Linked DNA regions of Homo sapiens: regions 2, 3, 4, 5 and 6 are each linked to region 1. Evidence: chromatin contacts called from ENCODE Hi-C or POLR2A ChIA-PET data. All regions are on one chromosome and are shown on one strand. The core of a region is the stretch at or near the end of the contact, and the rest is flanking DNA. Distances in the headings are between cores, read along the strand shown. Region 1 overlaps ATP6V0A4 (ATPase H+ transporting V0 subunit a4). Region 2 holds the start of UBN2 (ubinuclein 2). Region 3 holds the start of IFT56 (intraflagellar transport 56). Region 4 overlaps ZC3HAV1 (zinc finger CCCH-type containing, antiviral 1). Region 5 holds the start of ZC3HAV1L (ZC3HAV1 like). Region 6 overlaps TRIM24 (tripartite motif containing 24).

Region 1 (4,788 bases), core at 828-3,327:
CGTGCCACATGCACACCCACTGGGATCTGACACCAGCTGGACGAGTGCTCACGGTCCCAGCTTCAATCCTCCTCTGCTTTCAGGAGGCCGCACCTCCCTTCACCTGCTCCCCGGCCAGCCTCCCAGCGCTCTGCGCATGCATCACTTCCTCCAGGACGCACCCCCGCCCTGCTCAGCCTGGTTGAAATGCTTTTTAAGTGCCCCATTTAGGTGGTTTTTGGACCATGATGTGGGGGCATCGACTGTTTTGAGGAACAGTTTCTGTATTCAAACCCTGCCTCCTGGCTATAGGACTGTAGTCAGGTTACTTCTACTTTCTGTGCCTCCATTTCTTTATCTGTACGAAGGGGATAAAGAAAGCTCCCACCTTCTAACCCATTCCTACTGCAAGGCCTTTACCTTCAGATTCCTCCGCCTGAAAAACCCTTCCTCCCGCCCCCAACCTTCCCATGCTATCAATGCCGCCTGCTCAGAGAGGGTTTCTTCAGATAACACGAGATCTGCCGTCACCAGATATGCCACCCAGCTAGTTCCCCATCGGCCAAACCAGCTGCATGCCACCCACTCCTCAACCTAATGGCTTCACTCCTCCCACCCCGTGAAATTATTCAAACAAGCTAATCACATCCTTCTGCAAGAACCAAAGGTCACCTCACCCTCGTTCACTGCAGAGCCTGCCTCCCACCGGCCCTGCTGCTTCACTCTGCTCCCAAACGCAGTTCCCGAGGGCAAGCCCTGTGTGGCCCGCATGGCGTGCGGTGTCCTTCTCCCCTGGGCTCTGAAGACGAGTGACTAAAAACAGCTGTCAAGCCCGTCTGTCCAGTGTCAGGGTAATGTGTTCGGCCATCTTGTACTATTTAGGGCAGGAGGGGGTCCCTCCTTCAATGGGGTGAATAACGGTGATCAGAACAAGCCCCCACTCTCCATCCTGCCCCTCGCCGTCCCCTGCTTGGTTTCCTGCCCACCACTCATCACTGCCTGAAATCTCATTAGTCACGGACATGCCTCCGTGTCCCTTTCTAGAATGTCTATCAAAGCAGGGTCTTGGCCTGCCAGTGTGTAAGCCCTAGATCCGTTCCTAGTACACAGGGAATGTCTAAGGAATGAATGGAGGGAGCGGTGAGAACTCAACGAGGACAGAGTGCTTAGCCATCTCGGACACACCGCAAGCGATCTACATATTTTGGCTCTTATTATAGATGCTTGGTTATTCATCTTTCTAGCTAGACTATAACCTCCATGAGGTAACAGGTGGTATCTACAGTCTAGCAGAGTGGAGCTGGGCATGGTGGCGCGTGCCTGTAGTCCTAGCCACTTGGGAGGCTGAGATGGGAGGATCACCTGAGCCCAGGAGTTTGAGGCTGTAGGGCAGTATGCCCATGCCTGTGAACAGCCCTGCACTCCAGCCTGGGTGTCATAGCGAGGTCCCCATCTTTAATAAGAAAAAAAAGACAAAATCCCCCCAAAACGATAGTCTAGCTGAGAGACTGGCACATTAATGCTCAGTATGGCCGGGTGTGATGTCTCACACCTGTAATGTCAGCACTTTGGGAGGTTGAGGCAGGCGAATCACCTGAGGTCAGGAGTTTAAGAGCAGCCCAGCCAACATGGTGAAACCCCGTCTCTACTAAAAATACAAAAATTTGCTGGACGTGGTAGGGCGCACCTGTAATCCCAGCTACTCGGGAGGCTGAGGCAGGAGAATCACTTGAACCCGGGAGGCAGAGGTTGCAGTGAGCCGAGACTGTGCCACTGCACAACAGCCTGGGCTACAGAGCGAGATTCTATTTTTTTTTTTTTTTTAAAAAAACCTCAATACGTACTCACAAAAGGTCAAAAAATGGTGAACAACTGTCAAACACTGAAAAGACAAAGGAATTTCTTTTATGTCCTCGAGTGGGGTTGATAACTGAAGACACAAAGATGAAGGAAGCAATCCTACCACCAAGTCACTTGAGTTCATGTGGCCCATGAGGCCAACACCCTCTGAGAGCCCAGCAGAGGGGCTGACTCATCGGACCCCTCCTGGCTCCACCTGCCACGCACCATGCCTTGCTCCAGTGCCCTCTTGATACGTGTGGCATCTGCCACCGGGAACCAGATCTCGGCGATGACACACTGCTGGGTGACGTCGATGTTGCACATGTTCAGGATGTGGTAGACAGCTTTCATCTTCTGCACCTTGATGAGCCAGGAGTGCCAGTTGGCAGCGGCTTCCTGCAGCAGGCGCTGGCGGTGAGACTCTGTTTGTGTTATGACCTATACAAAAAACAACACACAGGAAAACAGAGAACCTTCACAGAGCTGTTTGACAAGGTGCCAAAAATGGAGTGTCACAGGCCACAGCAGCTTCCTCTGCTCTGGCAGGCTCCTTTGACCTGTGGCTGTCACCTGGCCTTGAACTCTCCTGAGCAGTTTATCTCCCCCGCTAGAGGCTAAAACCCTTAGGCAGAGATTGTATCTTCCTTTTCTTCTAAATTCCTCATTGTCCTATTGTTATGGGTTGAATTGTCCACATAAAAGAGTCCTGAACTCTGATACCTGTGAATATGGCCTTTTTGGAAAGAGGGTCTTTGCAGATGGAATCAGGTTAAGAAGAGGTCATACTGGATTTGAATGGGCTCTAATCCCATATGACCACTGTCCTGATAAGAAACGTAGACACAGAGGCACACAGGGAAGAATACCACGTGACAACAGAGGCAGAGAAGTAGGCACTTGCAAGCCAAGGAATGCGGAGGACGGCCCGCAGCACCAGAGCTGGGGAGAGGCAAGGAGGGGGCTCCCTTCAGGTCTTCCGAGGGAGCACGGCCCTGCTGACGCCTTGATTTCAGACCTCTGGCCTCCAGAACCATGACAGAATAAATCTTTATTGTCTTATGCCACCCAGTTTGCTGTAATTTGTTACAGCAACCCTAAGAGATTACTACATCTACCACAACCCTTTACATACATAATCCCTCCAATAAATGACAAGTGAATGAATGAAGGAATGAATGGACAATTGGGCCCACACAGAATTTATTTAATGGAATCATTTTTATGTTTTGATGATACAACAAACAGGGTAATCTTTTTCAGCACACATGGCCTCTGTAAGAGACACACTGTAAGACAGACATGCTGGCTCTAAGATTAACGAGAGCCATGAGGCCACCGAAGCATCTCACAAGCCCAATACTACCTGTCACTTTGCAATATAATGCCCCCTGGCCTGGGGATTTCCAGGAGACAAGAGCACCTCAGCACAGAGGTGACTTTCAGAAACCTCAAAGAGCATAGCCCGAATTATATGCCTCAGCATCAGACAGTGTCTAAGATTCATCTTTGGCAGGGACTGAGCCAAAGGAGAAAGCTGCCCCTGCAGAAGCTGCTCAGCTGGGATCATCTGAAGCCCTCGACACAGCAGCAACCCGTCATACTAAATGTAAGCACACATCTAGCAGAATTTATTTTCCATTCTCCTCATGACGTTTTCATAAAATCAAGCATGGAGAATTGGGGGGAAAGGACTTCAATGGCTTTGGGGAAACAGTGTTCCTGACAAGTGACAAAGAAGTAATGGAGAGGATTAAAAAATTAAACACAGGCCAGGCGCAGTGGCTCACGCCTGTAATCCCAGCACTTTGGGAGGATGAGGTGGGTGGATCACCTGAGGTCGGGAGTTCGAGACCAGCCTGACCGACATGGAGAAACCCCATCTCTACTAAAAATACAAAATTAGCCAGGCATGGTGGCGCATGCCTGTAATCCCAGCTACTCGGAAGGCTGAGGCAGGAGAATCACTTGAACCCGGGAGGCGGAGGTTGCGGTGAGCCGAGATTGCGCCACTGCACTCCAGCCTGGGCAACAAGAGCAAAACTCCATCTCAAAAAAAAAAAAAAAAAAATTAAACACAGGTTTTCTGGAAAAGTAAAGTTGTCTGCTAGCCTAAGGGTTTTGAAAGAGGCACATATCTAATTTCTTAACATACTTGTCCAGAATCTAAAACTGAGTTGACTTCTACCACAGCCACATGCAGCTACTAAATTTTATGTATTTTATTTCCTTTTATTTTATTTTGAGATGGAGTCTCGCTTTGTTGCCCAGGCTGGAGTGCAGTGGCGCGATCTCGGCTCCCTGAAACCTTTGCCTCTCAGGTTCAAACGATTCTCCTGCCTCAGCCTCCCGAGTAGCTGAGACTAGACTACAGGTGACTGCCACCACGCCTGACTAGTGTTTGTATTTTTAGTAGAGATGGGGTTTCACCAGTTTGGTCAGGCTGGTCTTGAACTCCTGACCTCAAGTGATCCACCCACCTCAGCTTCCCAAAGTGCTGGGATTATAGGCATGAGCCACCGCACCCAGCCCTAAAATTTAAATTGAATTAAAATTAAAAATACAAACTAAATGACTTAGTGGCACTAGCCATGTTTCAAGGGCTCAATAGCCACATGTGGCTCGTGACTACAGTGTTGGACAGCACAGGACACATGAACCTTCTATCATAACCGAAAGTTCTATCGAACTCTAGCACTGATGAGAGTCTGCCAGCGAGGGAGGCCCAGCTGTTTTCAGTGATTACTTTCAAAGCTGCTGTGATTGAAGAAAGATTTCTGATCATAAGTGTGTTGAGTGACCCTGGATGGTGACAGACTTTACAAAGAAAATGAGTTTGGGATGAATGAATGTTCACATGGTGAAACTAGACTCACTGTTTTTACAGAATTAACCCATCAGCTTAAACAACCAGGCAATTCAGTGGGAAAATAATCAGTCAAACTGGTTGTTCAACTTAATTGGCTGGGT
Region 2 (4,788 bases), core at 1,605-4,104, 480 kb after region 1:
CCACTGCACTCCAGCCTGGGCGACAGAGCAAGACTCCATCTCAAAAACAAAAAGAGATTTCAAGAATTCTGAATACTGGTTTACTGGAAACTCTGGTTATTTGTGTACAGCTTTGTGAGCAAGGACTTAACCCAGAATTAATAAATAACCAAGGAAATATCACTGGTTATTAAGGAGCTTCGAAAGACTACCAAAGCACAAAAGGCTGCTGAAAACATGACAATCTAACTTTCTGGAGAAATCCTGATATGTTGAGCTCTTCAAGAGGATTTGAAGACTGCGTCGTAATCAAGAACGTACGGTGAAATTACTGCATGCAGCAGTGTAGAAAAATAGTCCTTTTTAAAAGAATTACAGAACCATAGCTTTATAAATCAGTGGGAAAGTGGCTTACAGAGGGAACTATCAGGTGTGTTTACACTGCATCTTATTCACTTTTTAAAACGGCACTAATGTATTGGCATTGCTATGTTTATATTTAGGCATTCCTTATTTATAGCTCTAATAGCTTTAATTTTCTGAGCAGTCTGTCAGATGTTTATATCTGCTGTGCCTGGGTGAAGTGTGGTGGAACCCATTAGTAATAAGGTGTGGTGGTTATAGGACTTGTTGACGTTCCCTTTATAAACTAATTTTGAATTGTTTATGCACAATAACTATGGATTTATGTTGTACTCTCACAGGATTTCAGCCACCATTTGTGAATTTTGATTTAGGTTCATTATATCAGAATCTTGTTTTTTAAATTAAGAACATGGAAAACATTTCTTGTAATCTACCCTTTAACAAAGAATATATAGTTTTCAAACAGTTTGTTGGGCAGTTAATAGGGTGAACCAGATCATTTTTATTGATTTAAATAATTAACTTGATTAAACTTGGTATTTTATGAAGAGAATAAATTATTACAGCTTAGTACTTCATTTACACAGAGAAATGATTGTCGGGTATGCAATTTATCATGATGTCAGACTAAGATTAAAGAAGAATTTATTACTATGCAGAACATGCATACGCATTATTACTATTCATGACTGCCTATATATCTGAACTAGGGTTTTCAATTTTGATCAGTTTAGAAGAAGAAAAAGATCAGGCACCACAGTGGATCAGATGTTCATGTACCACTGTCCTAATGAATTCTGGAGTGCAATAAACCTATGATCAGGCAAGAACTTCCATGGCATTAAATAAAATCTTTCCTAATTTGCTTCTATATGATGTTAACATTTTTTTCTACACTGTATTATAAAATATTTTATATTAAATTAACTCTGTTGCGTCTGTTGCTTTTACTTTATCCTAAGCAGTAGGTAAGTATTGTGAAACTTATATTTCACATATGCACATATGTGTTATGTATATATGGGTGTATATTCTAGGTTACAGTGTAAAATGTCTTACTGTGGGTTATGGATCAAAAAGTTGGAAAACTCAGTGGGTGAGAAGTTAGAAGATAATGTTGGATAAGTAACACACCTGTAGAAGGATTTGGCCCACAGACCACCAGTTTGCAGTCTCTGAGCTAAATTGTGGAGGATATTGAATATGAGTATACATACATAGAACTCAGTTTGTAGGTAAGTTGCAGCCAGAACAGAGAACGATATAATAAAAACTCTTTTAGAGACATTAATATGACCCCGTCTCAAGACTGGTGGGAACAGAGACTGAAGGCAGAAAGGTCATTTAAGTATCACTAAGGCAATCTAAAAATGAGACCCGAATTCAGAATCAGAAAAGGAGCAATAGGGAAGGAGATAATGTAGGTAAAACATGGCGCCGAGTAGAAAAGATAGGGTTTTAGAGCTGGGAGAGACCTTTGGAATCATAGATTTCATCACCATCTTCGTCCAAGTAGGGAAAGTAATAACAGGAGAGGAAAAAACGGAACCCTCTCAGAATTTGTCAATGACGTCACACTGACTTAATAAAAGAGCTTTCAATAGTTAATGCAATTAACAGAAGGCTTGGATTCCCTTCAGGATGTGAAGGGCGAGCCCTCAAATTTACTTTTTATTCAATGGATTAAAATGGCCAGTAATTCTTATCCTTTTAAACCCGACTTCCAATTAATTAATTACAAGTGAGCCTATGGGGCGTGCCCAATCAATTCCTTCCCCATCCTGAAATGGGTCCTTTAGCATTCTCATAAACAGTACGTTTCCTGAAATACCACTAAACCCTCTTAAGAAGTTTTCTATGATTTCAGCAGTTTAGGCCTTCTGAATGAGCCCAGAACTCCTCATCTGCTTGTTAATTTTCCAACTGCAAAGCGTTATTGAACATTTAATGACCCTGCCCCACGCAACGCCCACTGCGGCCGGGCGAGGGAAACCGGAGTAGGTCGAGGAAGGGGAGGCCTGCGCTTTCGGGAGGGAAGCCGCTGGGGCTAGTCTGGCTGAAGCTGGGCACTTCCTTTTTTCCCTCGATACTTAAGGCTACGGGGACACAGGGCGGGCAGGCACAACGGCTGGCGCGTCTCTCTACCCTTGCCCAGAGTCCGCCTTGAATAATCAGCTAACAACCCCAATTCCCTTGAACCCAGCACGGGAGACCCGGCGCCAATGGCTAGGTCGGTCTCAGTCCCATCCCGATGCTAGCCCCGGGAAGCTCCTGGAGCGCCTCTGGTTTCCGGGTGCGAATAGTAAACTGCTCGGGAAACCCCAGAACCCTCCCTTTGAGGAAGGGTGCAGACGGCGTCTCCGTTTCCACGGAAACAGGCCGAGCCATGTCGTCACTTCCGCCGACCTGTCTGGACTCCAGACTGTTGGGAGGAAAAGAGGAAAACTGAGCAACAGCCACGACAGTGGACGCGAGCGTCTCCTCTGTGCGCATGCGCCCGCTCAGCGGCCTGCTTCTATTTATGTGGGGGATCCAACATGGCGGCCGCGGCGACCCTGGCGATGGCGGTGAAGCCCATCAGAACGTAGTAGCGGGGAAGGGGACACGGTCCGCACTCACCGTGGCGCCGGCGGAGACGGCTGAGGGTGGTGGAGGGAAGAAAAGCGACAGAGAGCAAGAGGAAGGGCGGGCAGGCACGCAGCGCGCCGTAGAAGCGAGCGCCGGCTCGAGCAAAAGCGGAGGGCCAGAACAGTGGGGATGGCGGAGCCGCGCAGAGTAGCGTTCATTAGCTTGTCACCGGTGCGGCGGCGCGAGGCCGAGTACCCGGGGCCCGAGCGTGAGCCCGAGTACCCCCGCGAGCCCCCCCGGCTGGAGCCGCAGCCGTACCGCGAGCCGGCCCGGGCGGAGCCGCCGGCCCCGCGGGAGCCTGCCCCCCGCTCGGACGCGCAGCCCCCGTCGCGGGAGAAGCCGCTCCCCCAGCGCGAGGTCAGCCGCGCCGAGCCGCCCATGTCGCTGCAGCGGGAGCCCCCGCGGCCCGAGCCGCCGCCGCCGTTCCCGCCGCTGCCCTTGCAGCCGCCCCCGCCGCGGGAGTCGGCTTCCCGGGCTGAGCAGCCGCCGCGGCCGCCGAGGGAGACGGTGCGCCTGGAGCTGGTGCTTAAGGACCCCACCGACGAGAGCTGCGTGGAGTTCAGTTACCCGGAGCTGCTGCTGTGCGGAGAACAACGGGTACAGAAGATTCTTCCCTCCTGCCCCAGACCCCGGGAGCCTCAGGACCCGCCGCCTTCCCCAGCTGGTTTGCACCTTGGGACGCCCACCGAGCGCGTCCGGGTCGCCCCGAGGGTGGGGTGCGGGGGGCCGGGGCCGAGCGGGTGGACGGGGCGGTGAGCGCTGCTTTCTCCACTCCCCAGGGTGGCCGAGGCTCTCACCCGGCTGCGCCGAATCCCCAAACCCCCGGCACTCGCTCCCAACGCCGCGCCGAGCTCGTTTTCTTGTGCACCTTTCGGAACCTCAGATTTTCCTTCTTTCCTTTCTGCTCCCCACACAAAATCCTGGGGCCCTGCAGGCCGTGTGGCTGGGTTCTCCCTGTGGCGCTACAGCTGTCGTTCCAGTAGAAAGGAAGAGAAAACCTTGGGGGACACGCCCCCCAGTCTGAAGCAGAGATTGTGTAACCCCTCTCGTATCATCCTCATCCTCATCACTGTTTGTTTTGCTGGGCGCCGTGGCTGCTGAGGTGTGCTTGCGTGCCTGTGATATTTTTCTTAATCGAAGGGAATTTAAGAATAATTAAAGGTTTTCAGAGACTAAGGATCCCACTTTAGGAATGGAGAAGTGGGTTAGTTAATCTGGTTACTAATTTTTCTCTCGTGTTGGTATTGGAAAACCTTTTTAGCTTTCCTTTTTTGTGGAGTTCGTTCATATTGTAATTGAATGGGAAGGTGTCTCCTGTTTTATTTGACACCTACCCGTCATATTATTTAAGTGTACTATCATTAGTTTATAGAAGGATATTGTATTCAGCCTTTGTAATTTTCGGAGGATGATGAAAAAAATGTCAGCTTTGAATTTTTTAAAATAATTGAAAATATATAGGTATGCTTTTGATGTAAGAGGTGAACAATGGAGAAAGGATAGGGGTTATGTTCGTAATTGTAATTTTTATTGTTGTGGGTTGGTGGATCTTCAGAAGTAAGTTAGAAAAGGAAATGATAGATTAACAGTAAGGAAAGAGAACAGTTTTCTCTGTTGCTTAGCAATTATACCCGTTATTAGGTTTTGCTTTAGCTTGAGTCTAATGGACTCCAGAAGTCCCTTGTTTTGTTTTCATCTTCAACTACCTTTATGGTCAAAATGACTGACTGCTTAGTCACAAAGTATCATGTTGAACAATTTCACTAGGTTTTGTTTACTTCATGGCCAGCTAATGTTTTGATCATTATTTAGAAA
Region 3 (4,788 bases), core at 983-3,482, 380 kb after region 1:
TCCCTCATTCTGTGGAAGCATTGCTAAACTTGAACCACACTCAACGTTATTCAATGAGTAGACTAACTTCATAGAAAGTTTCACTTCTTTTAGCTTCTCATGTCACCATCTCTAGATGTAACAAGCTAAATATTGCAACTCTTCTTCCTTCACTTTCAGATGAAACACCACACAATTGCATAACTCTAACTGATAAACTTGTTTTCTCCTAGGACTGATCTGCAAGAGACTTTTCTTACTTAGGCTAATGTTGTTTGGTTTACAGACGCATGTTATTTAAAGGATGAATCTGGAACTTACTGTAAAGGTTTACGCAATAGTGTCTTTAACAGAAGAAATAGAAAGTGCTTACCTTCCAGAAGCCACTTAGATTCACTTCTGTCTTTGTACCACAACTGTGTATTGAAGATGTCATTTGCCATGTACAGGCCCTAACCAATTACACACAAAAGGCCCTAAATAACAGCCACATGAATGTCTCATTATTAAATAATGAAGTTACTGTCATGAGAAGACTGTATTACAAAACTGTATGGTCTTAGACATACTCACTGCAGCCCAAGGAGGAATCTGTGCTATGACAGAAACTGAATGCTGTGTTTATATCCCAGATGAATCAAATAACGTCACCAAATTAATAACTGATTTGAAAAACTCTAATAATTAACCTTTCGGATCCAAAACCCTCTCTAAGCTACTGGTTAAGTAATTGATTTGGATCTTGGGGAACTTGGTGGCAAAAGCTGTTATGTATTTTAGGAATTATCATAGTTTGTGTTTTGTCTTGCCTTTGTCTGCAGAGCTGTTATGGTATTTATCTGCAATTGGGTCAACACACAGCTGAGAAAATGTGTAGAACAAAGACTACTCAGAGAATTGTTTGATTGAAGAGGCAGCCGTGTAGCCTGAATCAGGTTCCAGAACTACTTTCTCTTGTTGCTTTATAATTCGGACTTGGTCCTTTCCAATTTCCCCTCCTCCCTGGGATGTGACTGCCAGGAAGGGGCCTTCCTAGTGACATGAGGTTTGATCAAATACACGGCCTGAGAATATAATTCTTCTATAATGCTTTCTCTGAAAGCTTTTGAAGAAAAGGGGAAAATGTGAAAAGAAAATTTCAGCACTTTCCAAACGTACTATGCCAAGGGGAAAAGTTAAGCCCTGTAAACTAAATCACAGAACATGGCTGTTTTTCTTCTCTGGTGCATGACTGTTGCTTCCTGATCTTTGTGTTGATGTTATATATTAACCAGATTTTTTATTCTTTATTCAGACTAAATGACGTTGGAGATAGAGACCCTTGTGATTGTTACCTCTTTACAATAGAATATTAAACAACCCCCTTACAGTGTAATCAATAGTAGTGAATTGAATCTTCTGTGTACGTTAGCCTCATCTAGAAAATGCTGTAATTACGTACAGCACTCCTGTTTTTGGTGATATAAATGACCCTCACCTTTCCCTGCATCAGGGAGCACTGATCACCATTCTTTGCTGTCAGTGGTTCCCGGGATAGCCGCCCTCACACTTTGCACTTGAATAAACTCTTTCAACTGGATCCCTGAGCTTTTTGGTTATTTTAGGCTGACATTAGTTAACTAACAAGATGTTAGTTCTTCAGTCTGTTAATTCTGAGGGGTTGACCAGAGGTCCTGTAAGGTCCCTTCCAACTCTAACATTCCACGATTTCGTGAATTTAAAGACTGTGGTTGCCCCTGTATTAACTGGGTTCAGGAGTAAGATAGATAAATTAAGTCATCCAATCGACAAATATTTATTACAGTTCTCTATTGTGTGTAGGTGTATCTGTGGAAATAGGAAACTGTATTTTGGTGCACTCCTGCTTCCAAATCACAGAACTACAACTCCTTCAGCAGAAATTTTCTAAGCTTCCCGCACCAGCCAGAGACCAAGATTCTGCGGTGCACATAGTCAAGGGTTGCTATGGAGTCCAACACGGCCCCAAACAGAAGTGGTCCCTGAAAATTTCTTTCCCAGAAAACTTGCATTTGAAAAACAATGCCATTCCAATTCGCCTTTTCCTAAAGTAAACTCATAAATAGAGACAACCAAACTTTCGCTCTCAGCCCAGAGAACGACGCTCTCCTCCCAAGAGGAACCTCGGCTCTTCCGCGGCAGAAGCTGCACGGAACCAAGAAGCCGCGGGCGCTGGTTCTCCAACGAGCTTTTCTCCCGTTCGTACCAGCGTCCAGGCGGGGTTACCGTGGAGACAGAACGTGCTGTGTGGATGCGGCGAAACGCTGAGGCGCGGCCTTCGCTGTGTGGTGGGGACTCACAAGACCGACGTCAAGATGGTTAGTGGCTCTGAATAGTAAGGGAGTACTTTGAGTAGGTCCTGAGGCTGGCGATTAGAGGTTCCCAGCACACTTCTGTGTGAAGTCTAGGTGTGTCCGCAGAGAGTAATCCCCAGCTCTCCCTGTGTTCCCACGGGGGACAGGGATGCAACTGTAAATACCTCGGTGCTTTCTTCCCTCCTGCTTTTCCGTTTACTCACATTTAAACCACTCGTGGGATGGGAAGCAGAGGAAGGGAAAGCTGAGATGACAGAAGCAATGCGAAAGCATCTCTAGCCAGAGAAGATAAAAGTTGGGAGTAGCTGTTTGGTCCTTCCTAAGTATTGGCTGATGGCTCTTCTAGTAGAATACCTGTTACAAAACGAGTTTGAATAGGCTTCCCTGGGGTTCGTTGTTAAGGATTTGACTTATAATTTTTTTTTTTTTTTTGAGATGGAGGCTCGCTTTGTCGCCCAGGTTGGAGTGCAGTGGCGCGATCTTGGCTCACTGCAACCTCTGCCTCTAGGTTCAAGCGTTTCTTCTGCCTCAGCCTCCCGAGTAGCTGGGACTACAGGCGCATGCCACCACGCCCGGCTAATTTTTGTATTTTTAGTAGAGATGCGGTGTCACCATATTGACCAGGCTGGTCTCCAACTCCTGACCTCGTGATCCGCCGCCTTCGCCTCTCAAAGTGCTGGGATTACAGGCATGAGCCACTGTGCCCGGCCTTGACTTATAAATTACAGAGCTGTCACTCTCAGTTTAAATCTGATAATCAGAATTGGACCATACAGCTGTCTTTGTTTCTTTTACAGATGCTTTCAAGGGCCAAACCTGCTGTAGGCAGAGGCGTACAGCACACTGACAAAAGAAAGAAGAAAGGTAGGAAGATTCCAAAACTAGAGGAGCTACTTTCAAAAAGAGATTTCACTGGAGCTATTACCCTGTTGGAGGTAATGCCCAAAGAACGTTGCTTCTTAGTGTATGAATACCAGACTGTAGATGAATGCTTGGGTGAATGCTGTTTGCTATGCTCTTGAAATAGGTGGGTGCATTCTGGGGCTTCCTGTACAAATCCCCTGTAAATCTAGTCAGGCACAGATTCCAGATTCCAAGTTAGCTATAAACCTGATAAAAAACGAACTAAAAAACTAAACTTGGCCGGGCGCGGTGGCTCATGCCTGTAATTCCAGCACTTCGGGAGGCCGAGACGGGCAGATCACAAGGTCAAGAGATCGAGACCATCCTGGCCAACATGGTGAAACCCCGTCTCTATTGAAAATACAAAAATTAGCTGGGCATGGTGGCACGTGTCTGTAGTCCCAGCTACTCGGGAGGCTGAGGCTGGAGAATCGCTTGAACCCGGGAGGCGGAGGTTGCAGTGAGCCAAGATCATGCCACTGCACTCCAGCCTGGCTACAAGGCGAGACTCCGTCTCAAAAAAAAAAAAAAAAAAAAACAAAACAAAACTTATTTCTTGAGGGCCACTTTTGAGTATGTCTAGTTCACCAACAGTGATTACAATCTAAAAATATGAAGGGACCTTTTATACAATGTCATTTCACACATTGCTTATCCCAACCCTTGACCAATGTATGATTTTTTCCTATTATGTGTTCTAAAATTTTGATCAAACTTAAATAATTCTAACATGCTTACGGTTGAAAATATAGCCCCAGAAAATATTTCAAATCTCCATGGCAGTAGTTCTCACCTTTTAATATACATTGGAATTACCTAGGGTACTTAATAAGATATCGATTCCTGGGCTCCTGCTGTAAGTCTGCAGAGGTGCTCAGGAATCTGCATTTTAAGGTGAGTAGTCTAAGTGCTTCTGATGGAGATGGTCCCAGGAGACTGTGCTTTAAAAAACTGCTTTGTGGGAAACACATGTTATAGGAGGGTGAAGGGTTGCACCAAAGAATGAAGAGTTCTGACAGCATGGTCTGGTTGTGTTGTACCACACTCATTTCTCTTAAAATGCTACTCTGTCCATATTACTCTGAATCTACCCTTAATAATTGTTATAATTAGGTTTACATATATTTCTCCATCTTCCACAAATAGTTCACTTTCTTTTTTTTTTCTTTTTTCTTTTTTTGAGTTGGAGTTTCACTCTTGTCACCCAGGCTAGAGTGCAATGGCGCAATCTCAGCTCACTGCAACCTGCACCTCCCTGGTTCAAGCAATTCTCCTGCCTCAGCCTCCTGAGTAGCTGGGATTAGAAGTGCCTGCCACCATACCTGGCTAATATTTTGTATTTTTAGTAGAGATGGGGTTTCACCATGTTGGCCAGGCTGGTCTCCAACTCCTGGCCTCAGGTGATCCACCTGCCTCGGCCTCCCAAAGTGCTGGGATTACAGGTGTGGGCCACCGCGCCCGGCCTAGTTTGCCTTCTTACTAAGTACTCTGGTGTTGAGCGTGTTTTTTAGCTTTTTGGGCATCAGCTTTCTCATCTTTACAGTGGGGGAGTTGGCATGGAAGAACCTTCTAG
Region 4 (4,788 bases), core at 1,400-3,899, 320 kb after region 1:
GGTCTGTTTTCTCTCTCTCTTTAATCCTATGAGTTAAAGGGAGGAAGGGACACTGAGACAGAAGGACAGAGGCTCTGCTCACCTAAACTTCCCTCCCTATTACTATGCCCCCACTATGGGTCAGCCTAGGATCTTCTAGTTCCAGTCCTTTAAGTCCATCTAAATCCAGACTCTGAATGAATAGTAGTGACTATCTGTACCAGATGTGGTTTCACTGCTTGAGTGAATTAACACATTCCCTGGTCTAATTAACCATGCCATCATCCATACAGTCCTTTAAGTTCTCACTCTCACCCTCTTTTCCAGCTCAAAGCAGTAGTCTCTGTACATTTTATGTGTTTATACATAGAAAGCTATCTCAAGGTTCCACCCTCCCCTCTCATGGTGAGGAAAGAGGGAAGTGCAGCTGACATGTCTCAAGCGGTTCCTTAAAAATAATTAATATATGGCCGGGCGCAGTGGCTCACGTCTGTAATCTCAACACTTTGGGAGGCCGAGGTGGGCGGATAACCTGAGGTCAGGAGTTCACGACTAGCCTGTCCAACATGTTGAAACCCCATGTCTACTAAAAATACAAAAATTAGCTGGGTGTGGTGGTGGTGCATGCCTGTAATCCCAGCTACTCGGGAGGCTGAGGCAGGAAGATCGCTTGAACCCAGGAGATGGAGGTTGCAGTGAGCCAAGATAACGCCATTGCACTCCAGCATGGGTGATAAGAGTGAAACTCCATCTCAAAAATAAATAAATAAATAAAAATAAAAATTAATATATACTTTAATGTATGACTGCAATTGGAGTACATGTTTGCTGAAAAAAAATTGAATATAGCTGTGTACAAAGTAAAAAAATACCACTTCCTCTACCACACTCCACGGGTAACCATGTAGGCTTCAAACATTTTATTAATAGTGTTCTTTTTATTTTATTTATTTATTTATTTTGGAGACAGAGTCTCAATCCATCCCCCAGGCTGGAATGCAGTGGCGAAATCTCAGCTCACTACAACCTCCACCTCCCGGGTTCAAGAGATTCTCCTGCCTCAGCCTCCAGAGTAGCGGGGATTATAGGCGCCTGCCACCACGCCTGGCTAATTTTTGTATTTTTAATAGAGATGGGGTTTCACCATGTTGGCCAGGCTGGTCTCGAACTCCTGATCTCAGGTGATCCACCTGCCTCAGCCTCCCAAAGTGCTGGGCTTACAGGCATGAGCCACCGTGCCCAGCCAACAGTGTTCTTTTTAAGTTGACAAGTTTAAACAAGAGCCCCCTACAAGGAGGAACAGTGCTCACCTCTTCTCCATACTGAATCCATGTGCCAGATTCATTCTTCCAATACCAAATCCATTTGGTGGTGAAGACAGAATTGGCTGGCTTGGTGACAGAAGAAGGAGTGGAGAGGCGTCGGATGGGAAAGGAATCACAACTCATTACCCGAAAATTGATTGTATAACTTCCTACAGAACAGCTGAGAGAGAAAAGTATTAAGTTAACATAATGCTTCATTGACCCCTGTTTTCTACAATCTCGTCTTCCCTAATGAGAGCACAGAATTAAACTTTCAGGGCTAAAATAGATCTTCAAGTTTTCTTTCCATGGCTCCAGGTCCTACACATAAAAGAAAAACGGAAACGCAGAGAGGAAAGTGACTCGCCTGCACCACATAATTAATGGTGTTACATAATGTATTCTTCCCTCAGAAAATATCCCAAAATAAAACTGTGCCCACAAAACTCCTGATTGGCTCAATGTTATAAAGTAAGTTAGAAATTCGCATTTGGTCCATTTTTAAAATTATTTATTATTATTTAAATCGTTATCAAAATGTGGAGACCCTTGCAGAAAATTGGCAAGGTTAAAGTGATTTTCATAATAACATTAAACATTATTTGCTTTTTTCACTTTCATTCTCTCAGGAATACACGATGAAATTTTCCAGAGGCTACACAATATATGATTTCACAGCAGGTTGAATAAAGAAGCGGATATGAGAATCTAGTTATCTTCTATTATGCCAGACATTAATTTGCAAAAATATAAAACTCCTCTCAATAAATTTTTTGTTTTGGAAAACAGTTATTTTATAATTATCCATATAAATATTATATATAAATATGTAAATAAATACACACAGTTATATACCTGGGTATGTATATTAAATGGATATACATGAATATGTATATAGTATTAAATATAGTTACATGAAACATGTTCATTATGTTAACATATAGCAAGCTTATTCTTATTTTTAAGTGAATCAAATATATAATTGTTCTCAGTTTTAATTTTTAATATGGTAAATATTGATAGCTATATTCCACACAAACAGAAATTCTTTGGGATCCTGAATACATTTTAAGTGTTGAGGAGTCCTCTGACCAAAAAGTTTGAGAATTGCTGCTCTAAGAAAGACCTCTTAGATCAGTGGTTCTCAATCAGGAACGATTTTGACCTCAGTGGGTATTTTACAACATCTGAAGACATTTTGGGTTAGGACAACCAGTGGGGCTGGTGGGGGGGTGGTGCTTCCTGTCATCTGTGGATTGAGGCTAGGAATAGTGCTAAACAGAATCTGGCCCAAAACGTCAGTAGTGCTGAGGTTGAGAAACCCGGCTCTCCACTTGCCTGGGAGCGGAAATATAGACCTAGCAACCAGAAAGTAGCTCATGTCGCCCTCTAGTGGTAAAAATCCAGCAACACAGAATCTCCACCCTCAAATCACTAAATTCTCATATGATGAAAAGTAATGTAACTTTTCCCCCTTAAGAATTTCCTTATAAAACTGGGATGTTTCTTATATCCCTGCACACCATAGATAAATACGGTCATATGGGTATCACCCATTTCAGCTCTTCCAGAAGGAGAAATGTTTTTACTTATTTATTTTTGAGACAGGGTCTCACTCTGTCACCCAGGCTGGAGTGTGGTAGCACAATCACGGCTCATTGCAGCCTCAACTTCTTGGGCTCCAGTGATCCTCTCACATCAGCCTCCCGAGTAGCGAGTAGCTGGGACCACAGGTGCGTGCTACCATGCCTGGCTAGTTTTTGTATTGTTGGTAGAGACAGGGTTTCATCATGTTGCCCAGGCTGATCTCGAACTCCTGAGCTCAAGTGATCCTCCTGCCTCAGCCTCCCAAAGTGCTAGGATTACAAGCATGAGCAACCACGCTCGGCCAGAAGCAGAAATGTAAGGTACCCTCTTAGATGCCTTGCTAGAGAAAATAGCAAACATAAGGGAGGTATTAAATGCTAAAGTATACAACAAAATTCTACAGTAAAACTATATGAAATTATTCAAACCGTGTTTTTAAATTATGAAGTTAAGCCAAAGGCTCTTTTGTCCTAAATCATTTAGTACTTTTAATAGTTCTGTGATGAACTGATCAGGATACGAGCCGGACACTGAACTGTGTTTTTTTGCAGGACACAGACAACTGTCAACTAAACAAATAATCATGTCACTGTTTGTTTCATTTGAGTTAGCAAACATTCCCAGGATCTCTGGTATTAGCCAGGCTCAGTGTGACCTCAAACCCACCCAGCTGTGGTTTTCCTTCATTAACTCGGCAGGCATTTGCCATTTTTTATCTCAAGAGGTATTTCACACTCGAATGGGATTCTGATGGAAAAGTGTTTTTTTCTTTTTCCCCTGAGCCTAGCACTAATGCTTCCCTTTGATAATGTTGGACTCTTGAAAGCCAGAGTACAGCCACCAACTTACAGGTGGATTCCGGGGTTACAGTAGCCTTTCTCGATCGTCTCCATGTGCTCAAAGTCCGTCCAGGTTTTACCAATAAGCATCTGCCACCGGTAAGGCAGATGGAAGTGGACTTTGCTGCAGCTACCTACAAAGACAAAGAAGGGGTCTGAGGGACTGTTGAGCAGGGATTCTAACCAATTCAGTCAAGTTCACTGCCAGCTTTCCCCATCCATGCCTGCCCTGCCCCCTGCCAGACAGGTTCCATCTATACCAGCTGACACTGCTGTGTGTCCATTATCCAGGTTCCTTCATTACCTTGGAGACTCATCAGAAAACAAAAATTCAGGCAGAGTGTGGTGGCTCACATCTGTAATCCCACCACTCTGGGAGGCCGAAACAGGCGGATCATTTGAGGCCAGGAGTTCACAACCAGCCTAGCCAACATGGTGAAATCCTGTCTCTACTAAAAATACAAAAATTAGCCAGGCATGGTAGTGGGTGCCTGTAATCCCAGCTTCTCGGGAGACTGAGGCAGGAGAATCACTTGAATCTGGGAGGTGGAGGTTGCGGTGAGCCGAGATCACCCCACTGCACTCCAGCCTGGGTGACAGAGTGAAATTCTGTCTCAAAAAAAAAAAAGAAAAAGAAAAGGAAACAAAAATTCCCCACTGCCCCCAAAGTCACTCCACCCAGATAGAAATTCGAGGTAACCAGAAATTTAGTTACCCTTTCTGCACCCCCCCAAGTGTATGAAGCCAAAATGCTCTCCAGCAGAGGCAACAGCCTTTATTTCCTTGAAGCCCTGGCCTACAGTTCATCTCTTCCAGAAAGATTCTCTTAACGAATCTCACTCCATCCCCATCTGACTTGTATTTTTTGCATTCCTTTAGCCAGTACCCAATAGTCAGTTGGGGGTTAATTTTTTATATGTTTTTACTTACTTCACGCAGTTTTCCCATTTGCAAATTTTTTGTTTGTTTTTGTTTTTGTTTTGAGGCAGAATCTCACTCACTCTGTCGCCCAGGCTGGAGTGCAATGGCGCAGTCTTGGCTCACTGCAACCTCCACCTCCCGGGTTCAAGAAATTCTCC
Region 5 (4,788 bases), core at 801-3,300, 280 kb after region 1:
CAGGAAGAAACCTGCTTGTTCCTGAGATCAACTCCAGGACTGCCTTCTGGGTACAGATTCTGCTGCCTTGAGAGCAGCCTCTGCCACCTGCACCAAAGGCTCCAGCTCCTACCTCTAGTCTTGTGGCTATCTTCCTTTCTAGACGCTGAAATGCATTAGAGTTAAAATCAGGCCACAATTATGAACTATCCTCTGTTTTCTCAACATCTCCCCTTCTTCCCATCCCTCTTCTGGCCAAGTGGAGGTGTCTATGATAGCATCACTGTGCTAGATTAGAAAATCTTGCTTTTAATTGGTGGTCTTAATTGATGTTCCAATTTTCTCTTGGGATTTGTACTATTTTGTTTTTAAAACTTCTTTGTGTATGGCTAAACTGAAACAAACGTACTATTTCGCCATGATAGCAATTATAAAGGGTACCTTTAAAGCATTTGAAACTGAATCATGTTGCTTCGAAGGCAATTAAAATTAATATGTAAAGCCAAAAGAAAAATAAATGGGGAAAGTACTTGTAGCAAATGTGACATGAGGGTGACTCCTTGGTGACTCACCTCTGGTAAAAGACAGGGGTCATTCTGCAAAAGCAGGATCCGAAGCTGGTTTTCATTGAGACCAAAAAGTCCATGGCTTTTCAGGACCTGCATGTTGACAGGTGTGTGGATATCATGGGAAAGGGTACAGGTAGACCTAAAAGAACAAAGCCCTCGGTCAGATGCCCAGGTGAAGAAGGACCAGTCTGTCCAATTCCTTGCCTTGAGCAGCTTTCAATGTATTTAATACATGTGAAGTTGAGTAATTTTCATGAAACCGGGGATAGTATGGCCTAATAAGCACTGATGGAAAATAAGAAAATTGGGTTGAAGGAACTCCTCTCCCAGGGTCATTTGAATTTTCAGTAGGGATGCTTTGAAGCCAAGGGTCGCCCACCTCGCCTGAGGATGCACATCTGTTCCGTAGGCGACTGCACCTGGCCTTCTCCCCGGCAACAGCTGCCACAGTCCACCAACGTTAAAAAGAAAGCGCCCCTATCCCCAGCACCGCTTTGGCGGGGTGTGTGGCTAGAGACAACCAAGGAAAATTCGGGGCTGTGAAGCACAGCCTGGGGTCAGGAGGCAGCCCCGAACCCCAGCTCTGGCAGTCAGGAACCACAGGGCCTCACCCAAGCCATCCAGCCCTGTTTCCTGGGGTGAGACTGGCTCAGCGCTGTTAAACCTAGAGGGCGCAGACCCGCTTCTGCACAAGTGTGTGGATATGGGGGAGCAGCGATTTCCGGCTAAAGGGTCCAGGGATCTCATGGGATCCTCAGACGCCCCACGCCCCCCACCTCCCGCCAAATATCACCAGAATAAGTGAGCTCCGAAGTCCCAGTCCGGATTTAACCCGGCCGCGTCGCGCAGGATCCGGGGGGGCGGGCGGGGGCAGCAACTTTTCTGGCGTGGGCGGTTGAGACGTCTCCATGGAGAGGACCTTCGCGCCTTTCCGCCCAGCTGCTGGAAGCGCGGGGGAGGACGCCCAGGAAAGGCCTGCGGGAGGGGGTCGTCCAGCCCCGCGTCCCCGGCCCGGGGCAGGACGAAGCCCCCCTTCCCGTCGCTCCCGCTTCCAGCAGGACGGCCAGGCCCGCGGCCAGCGCCCACAGTCCCCGCCCGCCGCCGCCTTCTCACCAGCAGTCCCGGTTGGGGCACTTGCCCAGCATGTGCCGGCGGCAGAAGTGCAGCTGGTCGCAGGCCTGGCACTCGCCGCGCTGGTAGCGGGCGCAGAGGCGCACAGAGGACACGGCCACCACCCTCCAGGCGGAGGTGCCGCCACCGCCCACCGCGCCGGCCGCCGCCTCGGCCTCCGCGTCCCCGAGGCCCTCCTGCGTCTCCACCTCCTGCAGCAGGAAACGCTCGGGCCCGGCGCGCTGCAGCACGTCCCGGAGCCTGGCCTCCGACAGCTCCACGTGGCCGCGCAGGTCCTTCAGGAACATGCGGCCGCCGTGGGCGCACAGCACCTTGGTGAGGAAGGAGCACACTGTGGGCTCCGCCATGGTCGCTGGCGCGGGCCCTGTGCGCGCGGCGCAGCGAGCCGGGGCGGGCAGGCTCCTCCCAGTCACGTCCACGATTTCCAGCGAACAGCCCGGGGATGGGCCTGGGCCTGGCGAGGGGTGGGCCTGCGGGAGGCCGGGCGAGGGGCGGCCCCGGCGCGTGGAAGCAGGGTACGGCGCCTGCGGATCCCCTGGACGTGGACTCAGGCGGGGACAGCGTTGATGGAGCGTCTGCTCCGCCCAGGCACCGTTCAGGGCGAAGCCTGGCCTTGAGGGGCTTGTATAGTGGGAGTCACAAAGGACTCGCCAACAAGACAACTGGTAGTGCTAGGGAGGCCTGCGGAGAAGGAGAAATAGGTAAAAGGTGGTAGGAGGTGAGTGGCCGGGCTGCTTCGCGGGAGGTGGCCACTAGCCACATGTGGCTGCTGAGCACTTCTGGGATTTTTTGTTGTTGTTGTATTTTTATTTTTGGAGACAAGGCCTCACGTTATCGCCCAGGCTGGAGTGCAGTGGCGCTATCGTAGTTCGCTGCAGCCTGGAACTCCTGGGCTCAAGCGATCCTCCCACCTCAGCCTCCTGAGTAGCTGAGACCGAAGGTTCGCATCACTAATTTTTTTGGTTTTTGTTTTGCTTTGTAGAAACGGGGTCTCCTCATGTTGCCCAGGCTGGTCTCGAACTCCTCAAGCGATCCACCTGCCTCAGCCTCCCAGAGCACTGGAATTACAGGCGTGAGCCACCCCGCGGGGCCTGCTGAGCTTTATTGGAAAGTGGCTAGTCCGAATTGAGATGTGATATAAGTGTGAAATACACACACTAGATTTTGAGGACTGAGAATGAGAAAAAGAATGTAAAATATCTCACTAACTTTATATGAATCACATGTTAAACATAATATTTTGGATATATTTGGATAAATAAAATGTTATGACAACTTCATGTGTTGCTTCTACTTTCCTAATGTAGCTATGAGGAAATTTTACATTGCAAATGTGGATTACCTTATTTTTGTTGAGCAGCACCAGTCTAGACCTGCCTTAAGCATCCATGCTTTTTGTCCAACACCTTGCTTGTTTCATGAACGTTTGTTGAGCCAACTACTAACGCAGTGACAGTACAAAGATGAATCAGACCATCAGAGAACTCAGCCAGCCTAGCTGCTATTTTGCAAGGTGCTCGTGAGGATTAAATGCATTAATGTCATGTAATGTAAAGAAGCTAGAGAGGAAGACAACTGGCCAGATGCCAGAAGACCTTCTCTGCCATGCTGTGAAATTTGGACTTATATCCCGAGAACTTTGGGAAGTCACTAAAGGATTTTCATCTGGGAAGTGTGGATGTCTCCTGAGTGCCACTCAAGGTGTGTCATTCAGCTCTGAGCTTTAATGTCTTCTCTTCAGCAAAACCTTTCCTGACCTCTCAAATCTAAAGTAGCTCCCCAGTCTGCATGGAACTTACCACTGATATTTTTCTTCTTTATTGTGTATTTATATATTTAGCTATAGAATTCAGGCTCATGAAAGCAGGAACCTTGTTTTGTTCATTGCTGTATCCCTACCACCTAAAATAGTACCTGGCCATATTGTAGGATAGGTGTTTTAGAAAGACCCCTGGCAGCAATGAGAAGAATGGATTTCTAGAAAAGCAAGACGAGGTGGGGAATAACAGAAAATAAACAGGATTTGAGGGACTATAACCCCAGTGTTATTTATGTTGAGAGTTTGCAGTGGACAACCCAAGGTAAGACGCTCAACAGGCAGGTGTATTCTGTATACAGGTCTAGACCTTGAGGGACATGAGAAGGGAAGGGATGTAGATTTGCGTGACATCAGAGCATTAGGTAACTGAGAGTTGATAAGATCACCTGGCAAAAATGAAGAGTGTGAAAAGGTGGGGGACGGGGGGAAAGAAGCTTGGCGAATACCCACATTAAATAAGCAAGTGGGGGAAGAGAAAAATAGGCAGTAGCCTACGTCCCCTTGGCACTCAGCATTTGTTCCTGAACTCTCTGCCTAAGCTTTTTCCAACAGAAGGAGGAAGCAGCCAGCAGGAAAGGCAGGCTGGAATTACCAAGGAGCCAACACCTCCAGGAAGAGCCTTCATCCAGGGATGTTGGGGAATTGGTGGTTTGAGGATGCACTCTCAACCCTAAAATTGGCATGAGGATTATTTTAAACTAAAGACATGTAAGATTCAATAGAGGCAAAAAGAAGCCTTCTTGAAGCTTCCTTTATTTCAGTAAAAGCAGAATCTTCTGGGAGTGAGGTTGCCATTCATCCCCTCTCCAGGGGTTTATGGACATGAAATAGAAAACCACGTGCACCTGCATAAACAACTTCCCTATGAACACAAACTTCCTTATCTCCTGTTTGTTCCCTAGAAACCCCTTTGTTCTTCCCATAGGAGCCTTTTTGCCCCCCTCTCTCCCCTATTAAGTTAGGTAAATAAATCATCATCACTTCTTTTGTGCAGTGCCATATGCATATATGTTTTTTCTCTTGTCAGTTAAATTTGCAGCCCCTCAGAACTGAACATAAGAGAGTGCAGGAAAAGTTTTTCCTCCCCAACAATGGATCAAACAGCCCAACTCATTCCTCGTGTGGAACCACTTGGAGGTGTACATTCCATGGTCTCCCAATGTTTCCTCAATGGAACTGAACCCCAGTTGCCCACAGCCACACCTGCTCATTAGCACTCCCCATACAGTCTTCCTTCCTTTCCTTGCCCTACCTCCCCATTCCCCTGCCAGTGTTTCTTAGGATCACCTC
Region 6 (4,788 bases), core at 1,660-4,159, 270 kb before region 1:
CCCAAAGTGTTGGAATTACAGGCGTGAGCCACTGTGCCTAGCCCAACTCTGTCTTTTATATAAAAGATACATCTGCAAAATCGAAAAACTCAAAGATTAGGAGGTTGGGCAAAGATATGCCAGACAAATATAATAAAAAGGGGTTATTATAGTTATTTTGCGCAAGGTAAAACTCAGGCCAGAAATCATTAAAGAGGTAGGACACATTATAAATAATGCTACAAGCTGCAGTCTGTAATGAAGATACGTTATTGGGTGCATGGATATTCATGACAGCTTTCATTTAAAAAAAAGAAGCTTCAGGAGAGTCATTAAGAGTTAGGAGCATATTAATAATAGAAGACCTAAAATCCATCTCAGTTCAAGATAGATCAACTGGACAAAAACTTCAGTAAGGCTATTGAGGACCTAGATTAACACAACTGAAAGGTAGATCTTAGGGTCATCTATTGCATATAAGAGAATATACATTTTTGTAAATGCGCATGGGATGCTCATGAAAGATGATTATTGAGGTACAAAGAAAACTCTTAAAAATTTCTCCCAGGCCGGGCGTGGTGGCTCACGCCTGTAATCCCAGCACTTTGGGAGGCCAAGGTGGGTGGATCATGAGGTCAGGAGTCCGAGACCAGCCTGACCAACATGGTGAAATCCTGTCTCTACTAAAAATACAAAAATTAGCCGGGCATGGTGGCGTGCGCCTGTAATCCCAGTTACTCAGGAGGCTGAGGCAGGAGAAATGCTTGAACCTGGGAGGCGGAGGTTGCAGTGAGCTGAGATCATGCCACTGCACTCCAGCCTGGGCGACAGAGCGAGGCTCCGTCTCAAAAAAAAAAAAAAAAAGAAATTCCCCCAAAATAGGTACAGCATTATACTTTGACATTATACTTTTTGGGTGAAACTGAGGAAAGGAAGATAATCCATTATATTGCCGGTGGGAATGCAGAATGCTAAAACTGGAAGGGAATTTGGTAATATCTAGTAAAATGCAAATGCATTTCCTCATTGACCTGGCAATCTCCACTTCTAGGAATGTATCTCAGAGATACAAATGCAAAATAATAAAGTGAGGCGTGCACAGTGTTATTTGTCTGTAGCACTGTTGATAATAATAAAAGATTGATATGACCACCAATAAATGACTGGTGGAATAAACTATGGTATATTACTGTGCCGATGTAAAAAAGGAATGAAAAAGATATGAATACTGCTGTGGAGTGAATTCCATGATGTACTGTTAAGTAGAAATCAAGGTGCAGAAGAATGAGTATTATATGCTACCCTTTGTGTCTCTGTGTGTGTGTGTGTTTCTTAGCTCTATCCACTAAAAGGATCTAAAGCAACAGTATCTCCATGACAATAAGAAAAAGAGAAAATATGTGCTTATATTTACAAATAAACAACGGAGGCCAGGCATGGTGGCTCACACCTGTAATCCCACACTTTGGGAGGCTGAGGCAGGAGAACTGCTTGAACCCAGGAGGCAGAGGTTGCAGTGAGCGGAGATCAGGCCACTGCACTCCAGCCTGGGAGACAAACAGAGACTCCACCTCAAAAAACAAACAACAGAAGAATAAATAATTAAAAATGACTGCTAGCGAGGCAAGAAAAAGTTGGGAAGGAATTAGAGAAGAAAATTAGACCTCTGTAAATGTAACTGGTTCACAGTATTGACTTTGGAACTATGTAAATGTTTTATGAAACTGAACAAATATAAGTAACTCTCCCTGCTTCCCCAGCAAACAAAACAAATGAACGTTGTTCTGTATCAACCAGATAGTTTTACCTACATAGTAAAGGATTTTTGAAACTGATTTTTAAATCACAATATTGATTGTGCATTCCTAGTATGCTATATTGTAAGCACAAAAAAACTTATATTGCATTCAGTGGTGTGTTTTTAGTGGTTATGTTGGTATTTTGAAACTATTCAGGTTTCATGTGAGGTAAAGCAAGCAGATACTTGTGGTAATATCATTAGGCATAGAAATTCTCAGGATAATGATGAAGGAAAGCTCCAGGATGGCAGCTTGCAGCAGGCTTGAAAAGGTTTGGAGCTGGATGAAGGACTTCATATTTCAGAGAAGGATACATTTGAGGGCACAAATGTAAAACTGTTTGATTAGCTGATATATTTGAACATATTGAAAAGGGTTTGCAGTTCTGTCGGAAAGTTTGCTGCTGATTTAGTGATAAATACTTAAAAACTAAGCAGATTTTTAAAATGCAGGCAATTGATAATTCGAGAATGAAATTGCTTGAGAAAGGAAATACTGTACTATGCTCTGCACCTCAGTTGTGAATATTATTAAATGTTTATAATATATAAACATGTTTTATTTATCAGATTTCCAACTAAAATTATAAATTTGTTGGAAAACTAATAGAAATAAATGTCAGGAGGATAAGGAGGGAAAGATTTTTTGATGGGGTCTTACCTACATTTTCCACTGTAAGGCTGGACAGGTAAGCCTTGTGGTTTATAAATCTTGGAATGTTGTAATTTAAAAAGAAATTGGTTTATGTACTAGTATAATTAAAGGAAACTGAGAAGTATATTGATTAATATTATAGGTCAGGGTAAATTATTTTGTTTTGGGCACAGTGGTTCATGCCTGTAATCCCAGCACTCTGGAAGGCTGAGGCAGGAGGATCGCTTGAGACTAATTCAAGACCAGCCTGAGCAGCATAGCAAAAACCCTGTCTTTTTATTTATTTATTTATTTTTGAGGCAGCATCTTACTCTGCGGCCCAGGCTAGAGTGCAGTAGTGCAAACACAGCTTACTTCAGCCTTTATCCCCTGGGCTGAAGTGATCCTCCTACCTTAGCCTCTTGAGTAGCTGGGACAACAGGTGCATGCTACCACACCCAGCTAGTTTTTGTTTATTTTAGAACTCAGGGATTCATGAATGGGCAGTATCAGTTGAGCAAGTGGCTCAGTGCTCCAAAGAAGGGGCAGGAGAGGGAAACTTTGATAAGGTGTTCTTGGCATCAAGACAGTAGAAAGTACCTAGTTAGAGGCTAGTTGGCAGTTTCTGATTCATAAAGTCACTAGAGGTTAGTTGGTGGTTTCTGATTAGTTAAGCTTAAGTTCACTTTGAGTTTGGTTTCTTTTTGCTTAAATAGGAACCCAAGGTGCTGTGGCCATCTCAGCATAGTGGCCTTCCAATTCATTATTTTAATAGGGATTAAGAAGACTAAAAGTTAAGGCTCCATCCTTGACTTTTTAAAAAAGCTTAATCTTCCCTTAACAAATTCTGTCAATTCTCCTTTCTACATCTCAGAAATCGGTTGCCTTCTTTTTATCTTCATTTCCTGAGGTCATTTCAGCTGCTTCCTAATTGTCCTTCCTACCTCTGAGGGTGCCTTCTCATTTTTGTTGAAGAGGTCTCCCCACCATGAACTGAAAACTTAGGATGCTTAAGCTTTTCAAAAAGTGTGAGGGAAACACATGTACAATTAACATATTAAGTGAATAATTATATAACCACCACTTAGATCAAGAAACACACATAGCCAGTAACCCCAAAAGTTCCTTGTCTGCTATATTTTTATCACTCCTTCCCTTTCCCTTAGAAGTTAACCGTTTGTCCAACCTTTTTTTTTTCTTCTTCTTCTTCTTTTTGACAGGGTCTTGCTCTGTCACCTAGGCCAGAGTGTAGTGGTGCAATCAGGGATCACTGCAGCCTTTATCTGCCAGGTTCAAATGATCCTCCAGCCGTAGACTCCTGAGTAGCTGGGCGTGTGTCACCATGCCTGAATGAGACGGAGTTTTGCTCTTGTTGCCCAGGCTGGAGTGCAGTGGCGGGATGTTGGCTCACCGCAATCTCTGCCTCCTGGGTTCAAGCAATTCTCCTGCCTCAGCCTCCCAAGTAGCTGGGATTACAGGCATGTGACGCCTGGCTAATTTTGTATTTTTTAGTAGATATGGGGTTTCTCCATGTTGGTCAGGCTGGTCTCGAACTCCCGATCTCAGGTGATCTGCCTGCCTTGGCCTCCCAAAGTGCTGGGATTACAGGCGTGCCACTGCGCCCGGCATTTATTTTATTTTTTAATTTTATTTTTTTTTGAGACAGAGTTTTGCTCTTGTTGCCCAGACTGGAGTGCAATGGTGCGAGCTCAGCTCACTGCAGCTTCTGCCCCCGGGTTCAAGCGATTCTCCCACCTCAGCCTTCCAAGCAGCTGGGATTACAGACATGCGCCAACACCTCCGGCTAATTTTTGTGTTTTTAGTAGAGACAGGGTTTCGCCATGTTGGCCAGGCTGGTCTCAAACTCCTGAACTCAGGTGATCCACTAGCTTCAGCCTCCCAAAGTGCTGGGATTACAGGTGTAAGCCACCGCACCCGGGCCATGAATTAAGTTTTTAAATTTTTTTTTGTAGTGACGAGGTCTCACTTTTACCTAGGCTGGTCTTGAACTCCTGAGGTCAAGCAGTCCTACCACCTCAGTCTCCCAAAGTTCTGGGAATACAGGCGTGAGGCACTGCACTTGGCCTGCCCCACTTTTATGTTAACAATTCCTTCATTTACGTAATGGTGAATGCTGTAACCTAGCTTTGTCTGTTTTGGGACTTTGTGTGAAAGGAATGGTGCTGGTGTATTTTATTTCTTCCTATCTTCATTTAACATTGAAGGGATCATCCATGTTGTTGCATATAGCTATAGTTTATTCATTTTTAATGCTATATAATACTTTGCACAAATATACCACAATTAAATTTTCCATTCTGTTATTGCTGTGTATTGGAAATGTTGCCTGTTTTTTGCTCTTTTTAAAGCAATGAAG

What was found. A loop is a pair of places that touch in the nucleus more often than their neighbours do. ChIA-PET counts read pairs that join two places held with the same protein, here RNA polymerase II (POLR2A). Pooled maps may share reads with other maps.
Region 2: a map of CD4-positive, alpha-beta memory T cell shows a loop between it and region 1 (12-fold over the local background). The contact joins the promoter of UBN2 here to the enhancer-like site in region 1. A Hi-C loop is called at or near these places in 2 of 168 maps with a recorded cell type or tissue (CD4-positive, alpha-beta memory T cell and naive thymus-derived CD4-positive, alpha-beta T cell) and 7 of 50 pooled maps. POLR2A ChIA-PET finds 5 or more read pairs at or near these places in 1 of 52 experiments (OCI-LY7).
Region 3: a loop to region 1 is called in a map of CD4-positive, alpha-beta T cell, with 4 times the contacts of the local background. The contact joins the promoter of IFT56 here to the enhancer-like site in region 1. A Hi-C loop is called at or near these places in 3 of 168 maps with a recorded cell type or tissue (CD4-positive, alpha-beta T cell and naive thymus-derived CD4-positive, alpha-beta T cell) and 7 of 50 pooled maps. POLR2A ChIA-PET finds 5 or more read pairs at or near these places in 1 of 52 experiments (activated CD8-positive, alpha-beta memory T cell).
Region 4: a loop to region 1 is called in a pooled map, with 6 times the contacts of the local background. The contact joins two enhancer-like sites. A Hi-C loop is called at or near these places in 1 of 168 maps with a recorded cell type or tissue (PC-9) and 8 of 50 pooled maps. POLR2A ChIA-PET finds 5 or more read pairs at or near these places in 2 of 52 experiments (HEK293 and activated CD4-positive, alpha-beta T cell).
Region 5: a loop to region 1 is called in a map of PC-9, with 2.5 times the contacts of the local background. The contact joins the promoter of ZC3HAV1L here to the enhancer-like site in region 1. A Hi-C loop is called at or near these places in 2 of 168 maps with a recorded cell type or tissue (PC-9 and naive thymus-derived CD4-positive, alpha-beta T cell) and 6 of 50 pooled maps. POLR2A ChIA-PET finds 5 or more read pairs at or near these places in 2 of 52 experiments (MCF 10A and activated T-cell).
Region 6: a pooled map shows a loop between it and region 1 (2.3-fold over the local background). The contact joins two enhancer-like sites. A Hi-C loop is called at or near these places in 7 of 168 maps with a recorded cell type or tissue (CD4-positive, alpha-beta T cell, CD4-positive, alpha-beta memory T cell, CD8-positive, alpha-beta T cell and 3 more), 2 of 37 single-sample maps with no recorded cell type and 13 of 50 pooled maps. POLR2A ChIA-PET finds 5 or more read pairs at or near these places in 4 of 52 experiments (CD4-positive, alpha-beta memory T cell, CD8-positive, alpha-beta T cell, Caco-2 and 1 more).

What each region holds. Positions count from the first base shown.
Region 1 is chr7:138,750,579-138,755,366 of GRCh38, forward strand. It overlaps ATP6V0A4 (ATPase H+ transporting V0 subunit a4), which reads right to left. Exons shown (of 22, transcript NM_020632.3): 11 at 2,047-2,259. Among named protein-coding and RNA genes, the nearest start is that of TMEM213, 45 kb to the right of the region's middle. RefSeq lists an enhancer at 1-385. Within about 2 kb of position 2,078, at least 8 of the 41 ENCODE cell types and tissues checked have a DNase peak (open chromatin) inside an H3K27ac peak, as active enhancers do; they include CD4-positive, alpha-beta T cell and PC-9, where a contact is called at or near this core.
Region 2 is chr7:139,228,383-139,233,170 of GRCh38, forward strand. It overlaps UBN2 (ubinuclein 2), which reads left to right and starts at 2,855. Exons shown (of 18, transcript NM_173569.4): 1 at 2,855-3,570. The coding sequence starts at 3,103. It also overlaps the pseudogene MZT1P2. RefSeq lists enhancers at 2,636-2,795, 2,876-3,015 and silencers at 3,186-3,435, 3,646-3,865, 3,812-4,071.
Region 3 is chr7:139,131,546-139,136,333 of GRCh38, forward strand. IFT56 (intraflagellar transport 56) reads left to right here and starts at 2,233. Exons shown (of 18, transcript NM_024926.4): 1 at 2,233-2,315; 2 at 3,110-3,247. The coding sequence starts at 2,313. RefSeq lists enhancers at 2,058-2,352, 2,070-2,249.
Region 4 is chr7:139,072,567-139,077,354 of GRCh38, forward strand. ZC3HAV1 (zinc finger CCCH-type containing, antiviral 1) reads right to left here. Exons shown (of 13, transcript NM_020119.4): 6 at 3,720-3,843; 7 at 1,290-1,464. Among named protein-coding and RNA genes, the nearest start is that of MIR10399, 31 kb to the left of the region's middle. Within about 2 kb of position 2,650, at least 18 of the 41 ENCODE cell types and tissues checked have a DNase peak (open chromatin) inside an H3K27ac peak, as active enhancers do.
Region 5 is chr7:139,033,992-139,038,779 of GRCh38, forward strand. It overlaps ZC3HAV1L (ZC3HAV1 like), which reads right to left and starts at 2,051. Exons shown (of 5, transcript NM_080660.4): 1 at 1,662-2,051; 2 at 552-687. The coding sequence starts at 2,026. LOC107986852 (a long non-coding RNA gene) reads left to right here and starts at 2,192. Exons shown (of 2, transcript XR_007060557.1): 1 at 2,192-2,380; 2 at 2,662-2,959. RefSeq lists silencers at 1,364-1,883, 2,134-2,343 and an enhancer at 1,458-2,377.
Region 6 is chr7:138,475,767-138,480,554 of GRCh38, forward strand. The region is part of intron 1 of TRIM24 (tripartite motif containing 24); the gene reads left to right. Among named protein-coding and RNA genes, the nearest start is that of TRIM24, 18 kb to the left of the region's middle. RefSeq lists enhancers at 3,279-3,839, 3,840-4,400. Within about 2 kb of position 2,910, at least 3 of the 41 ENCODE cell types and tissues checked have a DNase peak (open chromatin) inside an H3K27ac peak, as active enhancers do; they include PC-9, where a contact is called at or near this core.